2 separate regions of the Homo sapiens genome follow, and region 2 is linked to region 1. A link is a contact called in ENCODE POLR2A ChIA-PET data. All regions are on one chromosome and are shown on one strand. The core of a region is the stretch at or near the end of the contact, and the rest is flanking DNA. Distances in the headings are between cores, read along the strand shown. Region 1 overlaps LOC105372112 (a long non-coding RNA gene). Region 2 overlaps TCF4 (transcription factor 4).

Region 1 (2,987 bases), core at 169-2,668:
TTTCTGGAAATGGCTGGCCACATGACAGCAGCAAGTCGGGGCCAGGGTGAATACCCTTGGGCCTCGGTAGTGCGAGGAGTGGCTTCCAGAAGAGAGTTTGGGGCATCCCAGTGGCAGTGTCTGGGGCCACCCTGGAGAGTTATTTCCTGGTAAAGGTGAAGGGCTTTGGAGCAATGAAGGAATTCCTGGGAAAAGAAGCCCATGGGCCTTAAACTCCTGTGGGGCAGGGAAGCCAGGCCGCTCTTGGGCCCCTAGAGCACTGAGTTCTGATATTGAGGGTCCCAGGATTGGGGTGCTGCAGAGACTTGGGTGAACAATGTCATGAAGAGGGGGAGGCCAAATGGCCTCCACTGGGCCTTTGGTGGCAACATTCTCCTCTCAGCATAGATTCTGGGAAAGGTGAGGCTTTCTGGCGCCCCCTAGGGCCCAAAGGCTGGAGCAAGCCCGATGGGGAAAAGGCACTGCAGTTGCTCTGGGCCTTGGATGAGACTTCCTCTCATGGGCCTCCATTCCCCTATCTGTGAGACGCCTAAATTACTCAGGGACACATCTAGCTGAGACAGTGGGTGAGGCAAAGCAAAGACATTGATACTACTTTCTCTCTTTTTTTCTTTTTCTTCTTTTTTTTTTGAGATGGAGTCTTGCTTTGTCACCCAGGCTGGAGTGCAGTGGCTTGATCTCGGCTCACTGCAACCTCTGCCTCCTGGGTTGAAGCAATTCTCCTGCCTTAGCCTCCAGAGTAGCTGGGACTACAGGTGTGTGCCACCACACCTGGCTAATTTTTAGATGAGGTTTCACCGTGTTAGCCAGGATGGTCTCTATCTCCTGAGCTTGTGATCCACCTGCCTTGGCCTCCCAAAGTGCTGGGATTATAGGCATGAACCAACACACCCAGCTCACTTTCTCTTTAAACTCCGTAAGAACTGCCCCATTTCATTAAAAAAAAAAAAAAAAAAAAAAAAAAAGCCAGGTACAGTGGCTCATTCCCATAATCCTAGCTCCTAGCACTTTGGGAGGCCAGGGTGGGCAGATCACCTGAGGTCGGGAGTTCAAGACCATCCTGGCCAACATGGCGAAGCCCCGTCTCTACTAAAAATACAAAACTTAGCCAGGCATGGTGGTGCGTGTCTGTAATCCCAGCTACTTGGGAGGCTGAGGCAGGAGAATGGCTTGAATCTGGGAGGCAGAGATTGCAGTGAGCTGAGATCGTGCCACGGCCCTCCAGCCTGGATGACAGAGTGAAACTCCATCTCAAGAAAAAAAAGGGAGCAAATGGCTCATGATCATGGCCCAAGATCATGAAATCTTTGTCAGTCTGTGCAATTCAGGAACGCAGGGCAGAAAATAGTCTTGATCTGTCCTCTCTCGCCCTCAATGAGCACAATTTCCAGCTGCTTCCCTAGTGGTTTGGCAAAATAGAGCAGTCAGAAGTTTAGGAGTCCAGCTTTCAGTCTTGGCTGTGCCTGTTCCTGTTCCCAAGTGTCCTTTTCACATGTCTGAGCCTATGTCCCCATCTGTGAAGGGTGGGGGCGTGGGGCATTCCTATTTTGATTCTGTCAGAGGGTGTTGCAAGAAGCAAATATGAAAGGGCTTTGAAAAAGATAAAGTTCCACTCATACTTAAAGGATTATTGTTTACTTAATTCCTTGAAAGAAAATCACAGTGGGAACTTCCTCAGGCCCTGGAGGGTTGAGTTTTCTGGGGATAATTTCAATTTATCTGATGGGGGTTCTACACATGCCTGGCTGGTGGGGGACCCACATCTGGGAGACATACTCGCTCAGCTGCATCTCACTGTTATGTGAACGGGCCAAGTGTGGCCTCAGTGGCTTGGCCTAACATGTTCCTGTCTTGTTCATTTATTCACAGCAGGCTAGGACCATTAGCCCAAAGCCAGCCAGTGCTAAACTCAAATTCTTACATATCCAATTGCTTGGAATATCATCCAAATAAACATACAGATGGTCCCTGACTTACAATGGTTCAGTTAAAAATGTTTCAGCTCTACAATGGTGTAAAAGCACTGTGCATTCGGTACGCTCTCTGACCTTCCATGGGGTTAGACATTTTCAGCTTATGATGGGCTTGTCAGGAGGCAGCCCCATCGTAAGTTGGGGAGCATCTGTATTTCTGGCCATTTAGAGCCTACCTATTTTGCATATTCCAACATCTGCTGACCATGGATAAGACAAACCCTGTGGCTGTGAAGGACTCCACATCGCTGCTGCCCTTCAGAGCTCTTGGACCCAGGGACTCCCCACCTTGTGGAGGGACATCACCCGGACAACTCCCCTTTCTTCCCCAGGAGCTCCCCAACCCTAGCCCTACTCCCCTTCTGGGTGGTGGTCTTGCCTGCCAGCTGCAGAAGGCCCCTTGCCGGGAGGGACACACCGTCTCCTTCCACACTGTCCAAGTGCCACCGAATATAGCTTGTTGCATGTTGCTGCCTCCCATGGTCTGGTGTCTTCCTGGATCAAACCTGACATTCTCAAACTTATTGCACTCCCTCTGTCTGCTCCTTAGTCAAAAAAATCTCAGACAATTTTCCAGTGGCTCAGTGTAGGTGCTGTGTAAATAAAGCCTCCTTCACCTGGAAATTCTCCTGCGTGAGGCTGTGCTCCTCAGGGCCCGAGGCCTTTGGGATGGGCAGTGACTCCTGGAATCCAGAGGGACAGAAACCCAAATGCAAATGCCCAGGCTCCAGGCTCAGGTGACATCTGTGGTCAGACACCTGCGGCTGGAGGTGGGAATGGCCAGAGGAGCTGCTGGGGCAAAGGTAGGAACTAGGGCAGACAGGCCTTCAGGGTGCTGTTGCTGGAAGGGTGGAGCTTGGCAAGTAATCTTTCCAAGAGAGATCACTGGAGAGGGTCCCACAGAGATAAGGAGATCGAAGTCTGGGAAGCTGTGTGAAGTGACTTGCCCTGTTCACATGCTAATTACGGGCAGAGCTGGGGTGCCTGATAATGACTCTTGAACCACAGTCCCCT
Region 2 (2,987 bases), core at 355-2,854, 5.6 Mb after region 1:
GCTGTATAATTAGGAGATGCATTAATGATTATGAATAGTAAATGATTTGGTGCAAAGAAAAAAATTTTAGTCAAAGGGACATGTACCTATCTTACATGTTTATTAGTAACTGTATATAACTAGAAAATTCTGCTATTAAGAATCTTGCATTATTGGTGTAAATACTTCCAAGGGTACATCAAATTGTAATCTTTCATACGACATCCATCAAACCAGGCTGGAGATTTTGACAAACATTAAACACAGTAAGGAGGCAATTATGTATGCATGATTTAATCTGCAACTAATTAATATGCAAATTTATTCATATGTTAGTTACTAAATTAAAAATGCAAAGAAGCCCTTATGGTGATTCTCGAAATTTTGCACAAACAGAACATTTAAAATGTAAGAAAAATGAAGTTTTTTAGAAAACTATAACACACTTTTAGTGTCCCCAGAACCTGTTGCATTAAGAAGACTCAAAAATATGTGTTTAAATACTAGATAATAATTTAAAAGGTGTGCTAATTTTACGTGAGAATGTGGGAACAGAAAGGTTAATCAGAATTCTCTCGAACTCTTAAGAGATACACTCTAATTACCAGACAAATGGTATTCTATTTCTAAGCTTCCTTCCCTGCTTTTGGGTTGTCAGAAGTTGGTCATCTTACTGATATCTTATATAAATGGTTAGGAGTTTTGAGGGGAATAAATAGTATTTGAAAGCAACCAGATATAATGAAAATTTAGGGTAACTCTGAGACCATTTGGTGTTCACTAAACATACAATTCGCTCAAGATGGCAACTCGCTCTTTTTGCCTTTGGGGAACAGCTCTTTGCAAACAGAGAAATGGGAGGAAAATCTTGAGAGAGGCTAGAAATTCTACCAAACTCTCTTCCAAATGAATCTTCAAAGAAAATAATGTGGCTAACCAAAAAGCAACAACCTCCCAAAAAAGCAGAAGGTAATTTTATCTGAATTCAATCTGGCTATTTTAGTCCTACATTTTCCAGACAGTCCAAAATTGATTTGAATCCTGTATGTGAGATGAGGGGTGCGGAGTGGTGATAATTTAAAAATATCTTTGGGTGTCTGTATACAAGGGAGTATCCCTTCAAGTGCACTATATATTATTCTTTGGTATTATTGCCTTATGCCAGAACCTGATTCCCCTAAGACTGCCTAGTGATCAGCAGTGAGATTTTGTATGGATCACCTCTCATCTGTTTACCTTTTTCATCCGACGTCCGATGGCCATGTACATACACACAAAGCTCCTGGAGCTGGCTCTTGGAACAGCTGTACTGGCCTCAAGAAATCAACACAAGTCAACTGTATGAGGAAGCACAATAACAGCATCTACGGCTCTTCCTAGGGCACTGAACTCTCACCCATGTTAAAAAAAAAAATCACCATCAGTCTCGCTGCTGCCAAGTGACACACAAAAAGGAAGTTAACCATTGGCTGTGACTTGCATTCACAGTCTGACTCTGATTTCCCTGCTTCCCTTAGCCCATTCTGATGCCAAGCGGACTACAGCTTGCCCATTTCATTTCGACCACGGCAGCCAAAAAAAGCACTGCCCCACCGTGCGACGACAAGCAGTCTGTTTTGATATTAGTACCTCAGTATGTGATAGAAGAGAGTCAGATGTCCTCAAACTATGTGCCCTCCCCCGAGGGACTCTCTCCTGGCCCTCCTTGGCCAGAGAGATGGCAAGCGTGCCACAAATCCTTAGCTTTGAAAGCACAGGGGACGGAGAGGCACTATCCGCAGGCTCAGACAGAAATGGCCATGAGTGCCTCTTCTTCCGGGGAGAGGATTCAGGCCCTCCAATTCCACACTCTAGTCTAACTGGAAATATTAACTCAGATTCTATTCACTCCCTGCCAGCATACAAAACACAAACTGAATTACATAAGAAAAAGAGTCATTTTCTTATATAATTAAATTGTAGTAAATGCTAGTAAGTAAACATCAGGTTTCCTTCTTTTTCTTTCATGAAAGACAGAGGAATATATGGGGTTCCCGAAAATTGATTTTTTCATTGATTCTTAGGGAGGAAGATGAGAGTGAAGTATTCTCCCCCCCACAACAAATTCTGATTTATTTGCTAAATGTACGGAATCTGACTGTAACCTGGTTTAACCTCTGAATGTGCCTTGTAATGTTCTAGTTCTCTCCAGCACTAATAGATCATGCTTTTTATAATTCCAACGAGGCATCGTCAGGTGAGGACTGCAATTGCTGGGCATTTCAAAAGTCTGAGAGTACCCTGGGCATCTTTAATTTTTACAGGTGACTCAATTTTTGTTGTGACCAGAACTGAACATAAAGCTTTTAAAAGCTTAAATGTACACATTTATGCATTCATTACACAGTGTTAAATCTAATTTGTTCTTTTTACTGTCACAGGAAGCACATGTTTAAAGCAATCTGTTTCCTCATGTGAATGCTTTCCTGTCTGTTTAAAAAAAATTGCGACACACTTTACCCTGAGTAACCAAGAGGTGATCATAAATATCCCTAAATAGCATTAAACAGATATGAAAGACATTAACACTTTCAGAATGCCAAAGTAGTATTAAAAAAAAATTCTAACAGATGCTCCTAGGTCAAAAAGTGAAATGTGTGTTTCCTGAAAAAACACTCTCATCAGAATCATAAATGAACTGTGAGTGGAGAAGTGAGGTGTTGCTGAACAAACCAGGATCCTTTTGGTGAGGAACACGGCAATCCACTGCCAACGTGTACTTGCCATAAAAAGCCAAATCGAAATGGAAGTTTGATGAAAACCAATATCCTTTGTAATCCACAAGGTGGCAATGACTACAAATGAGGGGTGGCTAAATCGGATCTATCGGCTTTCCAGAGAAAAATTATCTCTGTGAACTGAAGCATCAGTCCCTGTTCAGGGTGTACACGGAAGAAGTTCAGGGCTCATCAGCCAACAGGGACTTTTCCCGAGGAATCTAACTCAGTGCCTGGTTTTTCTGCAAATTA

Evidence for each region. ChIA-PET counts read pairs that join two places held with the same protein, here RNA polymerase II (POLR2A).
Region 2: POLR2A ChIA-PET joins it to region 1 with 13 read pairs in WTC11. The contact joins two enhancer-like sites. POLR2A ChIA-PET finds 5 or more read pairs at or near these places in 2 of 52 experiments (Caco-2 and WTC11).

The regions. Positions count from the first base shown.
Region 1 is chr18:49,728,338-49,731,324 of GRCh38, forward strand. The region is part of intron 3 of LOC105372112 (a long non-coding RNA gene); the gene reads left to right. Among named protein-coding and RNA genes, the nearest start is that of ACAA2, 84 kb to the right of the region's middle. Within about 2 kb of position 1,419, at least 7 of the 41 ENCODE cell types and tissues checked have a DNase peak (open chromatin) inside an H3K27ac peak, as active enhancers do.
Region 2 is chr18:55,336,632-55,339,618 of GRCh38, forward strand. All of the region lies in intron 8 of TCF4 (transcription factor 4), which reads right to left. Among named protein-coding and RNA genes, the nearest start is that of TCF4-AS1, 110 kb to the right of the region's middle. Within about 2 kb of position 1,605, at least 16 of the 41 ENCODE cell types and tissues checked have a DNase peak (open chromatin) inside an H3K27ac peak, as active enhancers do.